Regions from separate parts of the Homo sapiens genome. Here region 2 is linked to region 1. Evidence: chromatin loops called from intact Hi-C (ENCODE). Cell type or tissue: endothelial cell of umbilical vein. All regions are shown on one strand. Links, peaks and the distances in the headings refer to the core of each region. The heading gives the core; the rest is flanking DNA.

Evidence for each region. Peaks named below come from ENCODE experiments on the same cell type or tissue, not always from the same donor. Only the 100,000 strongest peaks of a DNase experiment are listed, where the experiment ranks them.
Region 2: it touches region 1 in a loop (8-fold over the local background); 24 of 110 quality-filtered maps call a loop at or near these places.

What each region holds. Positions count from the first base shown.
Region 1 is chr14:67,881,184-67,887,187 of GRCh38, reverse strand. RAD51B (RAD51 paralog B) reads right to left here. Exons shown (of 11, transcript NM_133510.4): 6 at 1,200-1,319; 7 at 1-167. Among named protein-coding and RNA genes, the nearest start is that of RAD51B, 64 kb to the right of the region's middle. In endothelial cell of umbilical vein, for the core only: no CTCF peak of the experiment used is centred there; a DNase peak (open chromatin) is centred at 3,247.
Region 2 is chr14:68,842,537-68,846,536 of GRCh38, reverse strand. No RefSeq gene overlaps it. Among named protein-coding and RNA genes, the nearest start is that of ZFP36L1, 51 kb to the right of the region's middle. RefSeq lists an enhancer at 2,425-2,937. In endothelial cell of umbilical vein, for the core only: a CTCF peak has its summit at 2,409 (motif pointing right); a DNase peak (open chromatin) is centred at 2,426.

The sequences.
Region 1 (6,004 bases), core at 919-4,918:
CAGCCAAATACTTCAAGGAGGATGCCTCTCTTGCCAAGAACTTGTTTCTTTCTTTGAGATTGCCTTGAAGTTGTGCATCAAACTCCTTTCTGACCACAGAAGCAACAGAGTCAAGAATCACAAGTTTAATTCCTTTTGAGATAATTTCTTCTTCCAAAGATTCAATCCTATAAAAGAAGAATTTATAAAATAGTCAATAAATTTAAGATAAAATAAATAAATAAAGGTATTGCAAAGGCTAAGCAACTTAAAAACAATAAACTATTCTTTCCTAAGTTACAGTAATGATTTGCAAGAATTCAGTAAACCTAACTTGTAGACATATCATACTTTTCTGGAAACAGAGCAAACTGTTTCTGTGTAGTTTCAGAATTCCTTGATTCTCCTAAGATAATGTTAACGCTCCAATTCTGGGGTAAAACTACTTGTGGTAGCCAGTCTGCAAAATGGCCCACACTTACTCCCTCCTCTTGGTATTTTGCATCCTTGTATAGGTCCCTCCCACAGTGTGCCAGACTTGATCTGTATGACCACAAGCATATGACAAGATCATGGTACCTTATTTCTGAGTGTGGGTTATAAAAGACTACAGCTTCCATCTTGGGTACTCTTTCACTTGCCCAGTCTCTCAGGTCACTTACTCTGAGGAAAGCAACTTGCTATGTTGTGATTTATGGAGAGGCCCAGACGGTAAGGAACAAAGGTCTCTTGCCCACTGCCAGCAAGAAACAGAGGGCTTCCAACAACTATATTAGGGAGCTTGGAAGCAGGTACTCCAGCTCCAGTCAAGCCTTAAGATAACTGCAGCCCTGGCCACCAGCTTGACTATAACCTCTTGAGCGACATTGAGCCAGAAACACCCAGCTAAGCTACTCCCAGACACTTAACCCTCAGAAACTATGTGAAATAATATGTATTTGCTGTTTTAAGCTACTAAACTGTGAGACAATTTGTTAATGAAACAATAGATAAATAATACACCACTTAATTAATTAAATACAGAACATTTTATTCATTTAATTTTTTTTGTTTTTCAAGAAAGACTTCAACCAAAAGGCTATAACAAAGAAGAACACTGAAAAAGTTACTCCACATAATTCTAACCTATAAAGACTTTTTTCACTTAGAAGCTGAAACATAAAAGATAAAACATAAACCTTCAACGCATTACTAAAAAATCAAAATCTAAAGCAGCATACCTTTGTAGAACTTCATCACAGGTGAGTTCCCGATAAAGATGAACTTTACTACTTGTCAAAAGTAACTTTTCTTCAGTGTTAAAATATCTGGGAAAACGGGATTCTGCTATTTCAACCAGTCTGTGGGTGAAAAAAATAGCACAAACGAAAACAGTCAATTCTACTTAAAGCCACATTGCTGAATCTCTAATTAATTTTACTTGAGAAACTCCTAAGCCTTATCAATAGAGCAGGTATAAGCAAAATGGCTTAATATACAGATTTAGAATTAAGCTCTCTTTTGTAAGCACTAACAGAGGTTAGCAGTCAGAGCATGCAACCAGCAAGGGCTGTTGGATCTCATCTAATCTTGAGCAAACAACAATGTCTCTTGAGATTTATCTTTCTGGGATTAAATATGTTTTTTGTAAGTGATATTTAGAGTAGCAGCTATAAGATATGTTTACTAAATAAGAATGCTTTCATTTTCTTGAATGAAATAAGTATATTTGAACAAATATGGTATATTGTATTATAATAGATATCAGTAAGTCTTCATGTCTCATTCCAGAAAAATACACTTTCTCAATTGAAACAATTCATGCAAATTAATGCTATGCAATAATTCCTTTAAATTATGGCCCAAATAAATTAATGTTCCAATACTTTCTTAGTAAACAAAACATGATTTTCTAAACACTGAATTCTGGCCTCAAAGCCAGTTTAATACATGCAGTAGGCCAAACACAAGAGAGTGACAAGTTAAAATGCCATCATTCATATTATAAGATATGGAAAGCATTACTAGAAATTTCTCATATTTATGGTTAAAAATGTTAAAAATATAAGTCTTTGAGTTTAACCATCTCATTTCATTTTAAATGTTTTGAGTTTAACCATCACATTTCATTTTAAATGAAATGACATTTTATCAGCCCTAGTACTTAGCCATCCCAGGGGAACTGGGAGGAGAGGCTGTAAACTCAAAAAGCATCCTATATTTTGTTTTCCATTTAGAGACTCAAAAGTACAAAAGAACAGTGTTTTCATTTCTAAATAGTTAGAGTTCTGAGAAGAAGCTGGGAACTTTAAAAACATAACCAAAACAAGTCCTTACATTTGCTATGATCAGAAATAAAAGAGAAAAGCCCAAAACAGGAAAAGAGAAGAGAGAACTTCAACAACTGTTTTTAAGTGTATTTTTGAACAATTTGAAAAGAAAAATATACATAGCTAAGTTGAACAGGAAGAGGAAAAAATACTTCATGAATAAGGAATAGTACCAAAAGAGGTGTGAAGAGTGAGAATAAAATGGATCAAATAACCATCCAGGAAAAGAGCTTAAGAGAGGCACAGGGATTGAAATGGAAGAAGGAAATGAGGTAAGGGAGGAAATCAAGAAATGAGATGGCATTGGCACAGGCAGAGCAGCCAAATCCTGAGGGTTTGGGGGAAAAGTGTAAATTTTTGATTAGGGAAACTATTTGCTGAGTTTAGTGCTGGTCAGAGAAGTCAGCTAAAAATCTCTGGCACTTAGAACCTACCAGTTTTTAACAGGATAGGTCTGGCAACATCTTCTAGAAACATGGAAATTTTTCAAAATTTGAATGCCCAGTTGATTAGGAACCAGATTGAGAGTACCTAGCTCATTAGCAACAAGAACTGAACAGCTGACAATTTTCTGGATTTCCACTAGTGGCTTCAGTAATGAAAGGCTCTGGAACTTACTGCTGCTTTGCCATTGCTGAAGGCCTCACAAAAGGAATGGTGGTCAATGGATAGACATGAACAACCTTTGTTCACAGTTACCATGCTAAATAACTGTATTAAATGGATCATTTACACACCAATATGCTGTAATTTTGTTTCTCTAAATGTTTTTTATTTTATAATAAACATCTAAAAATATATAAATCAAAAACCAAATATAAATGCAATATTCGACATGCCTCACATTCATCCTAGTAACTTCTTGTGACAATCTTCATTGCAAAGATCTTTTTTGTTTAGGGCAAAAAACAGAAAATAACCTATCATTTGCTCCCAGACATTAATTACATAAAGTTTGAAAATAATGCCATCTAGTGGATATCTGTTTATAAAAAGCATTCTTTTCAAAATGAGCACTAAGATCCATTCATTCAACAAATATTTATTGAGGACCTACTATATGCCAGGCACTGTTCTGGGTGCTGAGAATATGGCAATGAACAACCACCACTACCAAAAGAAAAAGAAAAGCCCTTACCTCATAGGGTTTAAATTCTACTGAGGAAGACAAACAAATAAATATATATTATATATGAGGTAATAAGGCTGTAGAGGAAAATGAAGCAGGATGAGAGAATAGAATGTGACAGGTGGGGCTAGCGCTATTTTATATTTTATGTCAGGTGAACTGACAAAGCCTTATTAATAAGGTGACATTTGAGCAAAAGCTTAAAAGAGATAAGAAAATGAACCATGTGGATACCCAGTGAAACAGCACACAAGAATAGAGAATTATAACAAGTGCAAAAGCTTACATGTGGAAAGATGCCTGGTGTGTCTGAGAAACAACAAAGAGACTAAAGTATCTGGAACACAGAGAGTAAGAGGGAGAATAAAAGAAAACAAAGAGCTAGCCAAGGCCAAGATCACATAAGACCTTTAGGTCTGTGGTTTTTGTTTTTTTTTTTTTTGCTAAAGTGGTATTTTTTTTTTTTAGCTTTTATTTAGCAAAATAGGAAGCCTAGAAGCAGGAACAACATGATCTGACTTCTTTTTTTAAAAGGACTGCTCTAACTGCCCAATGGAGAAGAGGCTTGGGCAAGAATGAAAGCAAGGAGATCAGCTAGCACAGATAAGAGCTGGTAGTGACCAGTTAAGAGCTGGTAGTGACCTCACCCAGGGAAGTAACAGGTCAAGTGATGAGAAGTAACTAGACTCAAGATATAGTTCAAAAGAGGAGCTGAAAGAATTTCTTGGCCGGGCACGGTGGCTCACGCCTGCAATCCCAGCACCCTGGGAGGCCAAGGCAGGCGGATCACCTGAGGTCAGGAGTTCAAGACCAGCCTGGCCAACATGGCAAAACCCCGTCTCTACTAAAAATACAAAAATTAGCCAGGTGTGGTGACGGGCGCCTGTAATCCCAGCTACTCGGGAGGCTGAAGCAAGAGAATCGCTTGAATCTGGGAGATGGAGGTTGCAGTGAGCCAAGATCACGCCACTGCACTCAGCCTAGGCAACAGAGTGAGGCTCCGTCTCAAAAAAAAAAAGAAAGAATTTCTTGACTAATTGGGTGAGTGTCTAGAAGAATGGAATCACAACTTTATTGAAGCAGAAAAGACAAGATTCACATAAAGGTTTTGGTTATTGGTGTTATTTGCATGTTTTATTTCCTTCATGGGGGAAACAAAAATGCAGTTTTGGACATATCAGGAAATCCATGTATGTAAACCTATCCAAGTTCCATGTCATTACGCAAATGAATATGAATCTGAAGTTCATGGGAAAGCTCAGAATTCAGATATCAATAGGAGTTACAGCCTATAAAAGATTTTAAAGATCATAAGACCAGATGATATTAGGGATTGAGTACAGATATAGAAGAGAAAAGGTCCTAGGACTGAGTTCTGGGATTCCCCAAAGCCTAGAAGTTAAAATGATGAGGAGGATCCAGCAAAAGGGACTGAGAGGAGGAGGTGACCAAGAAGGTAGGTGTAAAAGAAGAGAGAATAGTTCCAAGAAGCCAAGTGGGCTGGGCATGGTGGCTCATGCCTATAATCCCAACACTTTAGGAGGCCAAGGCAGGAGGATCTCTTGAGCCCAGAAGTTTAAGACCAACCAGGGCAACATACCAAAACCTTATCTGTACTAAAAATTAAAAAATTAGCTGGGCATGGTGGCATATGCCTGTGGTCCCAGCTACTCGAGAGGCTGAGGTGAGAGGATTGCTTGAGTCTGAGGGGTCAAAGCTGCAGTGAACCATGATAGCACCACTGTACTCCAGCCTGGGTGACAGAGTTAGGTGAGAACCTGTCTAAAAAAATAAAAAGTCAAGGGAAGAGAGCTTTTCAAGAAAAAGTGAGTGATCAACTCTTTCGAATGCTGCTATTGGGTTGGATAAAATTTTTTAAATCAGTTGCATTATAGAGCTGGAAACTTAAGCCTGGATAGAGTGAACTCAAGAGAGAATGAAAGAAGGGATTTCCACTTTAGCCCACAAAGGATTAACTGGTACATGAATTGCACTAAAATAATAAGTAGAAAATCAGACAGAATACATGAAATAAGAGTTTTCAGGTACTGAACAATAGAAAGCTTGAGACTGTAATCCTTGAGAGAAAGGAAACAAACACAATGAGCTTACAATCACCTCAGTTTGCTCCAGAGGCAGTTTCCAGGCTGCAACACAAGAAAGGGAAAGTAAACAGAGCCTGGTAGACAACCTGAGTTGAGGAGATGGGGATCGGAGTTTGGGAAAGCTAAGGTGGCTAGAACTTATGGGGCAGAGTACCAGAGAGGAAGCAGGTGTGCAGAGTGAGCACTGCAAAGATCTGCAGAGAGGGCCACTTGAGAACTAATCTGCACATGTGTGAAGGGAAACTACTTGAGGTTGAGGAAAGAACCACCAGAAAGTATCAGACTGAACACTTCCTAGTGCCCACACAGGGTGAGAACAGTTCGGGTTTACACAAGGTGAAGAATAAAGAGACCTTATTATACACTGGGCATTGGGCAGAATTTTCAGAAGGATTTTACCTTAGTAGTGAAGCTAAATAAGTTTCAGAATAAAAAACCACAGTCATGTGCTGCATAACGACATTTCAGTCAATGATGCATCA
Region 2 (4,000 bases), core at 1-4,000, 960 kb before region 1:
TGCCCTACTGGTGAGTCCCAGTTTTTTTGCTACTATTAACTGGGCTTCAGAGGAATCCCTGTACATACATCTTTACACCCATGAACATGAATGTATCTGTAGGGTTCGTTACCAGTGAAGGAATTGCTGCATTAATGAATATGTGCTTTTATAATTTAAAAGACTTAAAATTACTTCTAATTAACATTCCTACATTAGTGTTTGAAAAAAACCATTTGTTCAACTAGGACTTTAAAACAATCTAATAGGATAAAAACTGCATAACCAAATTTGATGTAAGAAGTGACAGAGAGGCCAGGCATGGTGGCTCATGCCTGTAATACCACCACTTTGGGAGGCTAAGGTGGGAGGACTGCTTGAGGTCAAGAGTTCAAGACCAGCCTGGGTGACATAGTGAGACCCCCATCCCTAAAAAAATTTTTTTAAAAACTTAGCCAGATGTCATGGCACACACCTGTAGTTCCAGCTACTCAAGAGGCTGAGGCAGGAGAATTCCTTGAGCCAAGGAGGTGAAGGCACCAGTGAACCAAGATTGTACCACTGCATTCCAGCCTGGGTGACAGAATAAGACACTGTCTTTTTTTTTTTTGAGATGGAGTCTCGCTCTGTCACCCAGGCTGGAGTGCAGTGGCGCGATCTGGGCTCACTGCAAGCTCTACCTCCTGGGTTCACACCATTCTCCTGCCTCAGCCTCCCGAGTAGCTGGGACTACAGGCGCCCGCCACTGCGCCTGGCTAATTTTTTTGTATTTTTAGTAGAGACAGGGTTTCACCATGGTTTCGATCTCCTGATCTCGTGATCCACCCGCCTTGGTCTCCCAAAGTGCTGGGATTACAGGCATGAGCCACGGCGCCTGGCCTGACACTGTCTTAAAAGAAAAAAAAAAAAGAATAATAATGATAAGAAGAGAAGAAGTGGTAGAGGTATCTTTGTGCATTTGTATGTATGTATGTGTGTGTATACAAACACAAATTTTTTTCCTAATGTTTATAAAGTATATGTCTTTTTTTTTTTTTAGACGGAGTTTTGCCCTTGCCACACAGGCTGGAGTGCAATGGCGTGATCTCGGCTCACTGCAACCTCCGCCTCCTGGGTTCAAGCGATTCTCCTGCCTCAGCCTCCTGAATTGCTGAGATTACAGGTGCCTGCCACCACGCCCAGGTAATTTTTGTATTTTTAGTAGAGACAGGGTTTCACCATGTTGGCCAGGCTGGTGTCGAACTCCTGATCTCAGGTAGATCCACCTGCCTCGGCTTCCTAAAGTTCTGGGATTACAGGCGTAAACCACTGCGCCCAGCCATGTCTGCTATTTGTTAAGTCTCTGTATCCCTGGAAACCACACAATTTACATATGTAAGAGTTAGTACATTAGACATCACTATTTCTATGGAGTTTTTAAAATGAGAAAAACCTGCTGGATACACACACACACACACACACACACACACACACACACACGTATATCCAAAAGAAAGGGAATAAGTATATTGAAGAGATATTTGCCCTCCTGTTTACTGCAGCACTATTCCTGATGGCCAAGATACAGATCAACATAAGTGTCCATCAATGGATGAATAAAGAAAGAAAATGTGACGTATATACACAATGGAATATTATTTAGCTATAAAAAATGATAAAATCCTGTCATTTGCAGCAACATGGGTGGAATGGAGGTCATCATGTTATGTGAAATAAGCCAGGCACAGAAAGACAAATGCCACATATTTTCAGTCATGTGGAAGCTAAAAACAAAAGTGGATCTCATGGAGCTAGAGGGTTGAATGATAGTTAACAGAGGCTGGGAAGGGGGCTGGGGAAGATGAAGAGAGGTTGGCTAATGGGTACAAACATACAGCTAGACAGAGGGAATAAGATCTAGTAGTTGATACTACTGCAGGGGAATTATAGTTAACAATAATGTATTGTATATTTCAAAATAGCTAGAAGACTTATAATGTTTCTGACACAAAGTAGATATAAATGTTTGGGGTGATGGGTGTCTGATTTTCTCTTTACATGTTGTACACATGTAATAAAAATATCACCTGAGGCTGGGCGTGGGGATCACGCCTGTGACCCCAGTACTTTGGGAGGCTGAGGTGGGAGAATAGCTTGAGGCCGGGAGTTTGAGACCAGCTTGGGCCACAGATGGGGATCCTGTCCCAAAAGAAGAGGGGTGGGGGGAAGAAACAGAATAAGAAATAAATTAAATTTAAAAAATCACAGACACCCCCAAAATATGTATAACTATGATGTATCAATAAAAAAAAAAACTCCAACAATGAGAAAAACCAAAGCGAAATGGAGGACCGGACACTTGATTGACGGTGACCGGGGACTGTGCGTCTTGAGCTGGTTGTGCTCAGGTCTCGTCCTCTCTTGGAATCTCGCTGTGGGCCAGCAGGTGGCGCTTGTGCTCCCCGTGGCCGCGATCCGTGAAACTGGATTTAATATAGTAACCCGATGTTGCCCTGAACATATAATTTTCAAACCTTCCAGTCCACCACAAGGAAAACCTCTGAGGATTTTCTTCTGGGAAGAGCAATTAGCCTAACCTCTTAGGAGGAGAAATTGCATCGCTGAGCTTGTCTGGGAAAGCAACATACCCTCCCAAGAGCAGTCTTGGGGAGGGCGGAGAGAAACCGCCAAGCAGCCTTTGTGAAGAGGGAGGGGTGCTGGAGAAGGGCTGGGAACGGCAGGGTAGGATTTGGGGCTTGGAGTGGGAAGTATCCTAGGTCTGAGGACAGCAAGTCCCGGGCCTGTGGGCTTCTGGGCTTAGGCGGGAGGGTAACAGAGACCGAATGGGTGCAAGATTACTTGGGTGGGCTGAAGATGCTCTGCCCAGCCCAGGCCAGGCTGGGAGAGCCCCTCCTTCACCCACCTACTGTGACTAAATGCCAGGCACTGGTGACACAGCTGTGACAAGACAGGCCTGGTCCCTGCCCTCACAGAGCCTGCAGGACGGGGGGCGGAGGGGGGTGGGCAGGAAATAGCAGTGACCAGGATCTAAGGGGGTTGTTGAGGTGTGTTTGGGGAGGGAGTAGGGCAACTTTCTCAAGGGGTCCAGGCCACTGCCCAGACTCCAGACTCCCTGGGATGGGGAGACTAGACTGGAAGGAGCCATCGGGGAATAGGGATCAGCTGAACCAGGGCAAGGGAAGAGAGTGGCTACTGGGGGTCACAGGGCAAGAGCAGGGAGCTTCGAGCTGGGGGATGCCCAGCCTGAGCCTGTGGGAGGGGAGAGTGGCACCCTGTGCCCTGGTCACAGATGAGGCTGGGAGGGGTGTGTCCTATTTTGAAGAAGAGGCCTTGCTTTGGCAAAGGCTGTAGTTGGGAAGAGAGGGAGAGAGATAGAGAGAAAGAGGCAGGGAGATAAAGACAAAGGGAAGAGAGAAAGAGAATTATTTTGTCTCTACCCTCAGGGACAGTGTAATCTTGGTGGAAAGTGAAAATGTGCCAGTGTACAAGTGCACACACACACACACACACACACACACACACACACACACAAAGACTGTTACCATAAGGTTGTCAGCAACTGGAGCCAAGGGAAGCATCCAGATGGCTGAGCCTATATGACCTTGGGCAAATACTTAACCTCCCTATACCTCAGTTTCTTCATCTGTAAACTGGGAGCAATATTAGTATTGACCTCATAGGGCTGTTAAGAGGATTAAACACAATAATCCTTTTGAAGCATGCAGCATAGTCCCTGGCAGCTAGTAAGGTCTCACAAGTGATTGTTGTTGTTGTCATTCATCATGATCATTAATATCAGTTGTCATCTGCTGGAAAAGGAGGGATTAGAAAAGGTGGGATATGGATAGGCACAGCCAAGACAAATGCGCGGGATGGGAAAAGCAATTCAAGCTGGAAAAGAAAGAACTCGTGGGAACAAAGGTGAAGAGGTAGGAGGGTGAGATTCTAAGTCCTCACTACTCAAAGTGTGGTCCAAAGACTCACCAGCAGCAGCTGCTCCTGGGTGCTTGTTAGAAGTGCA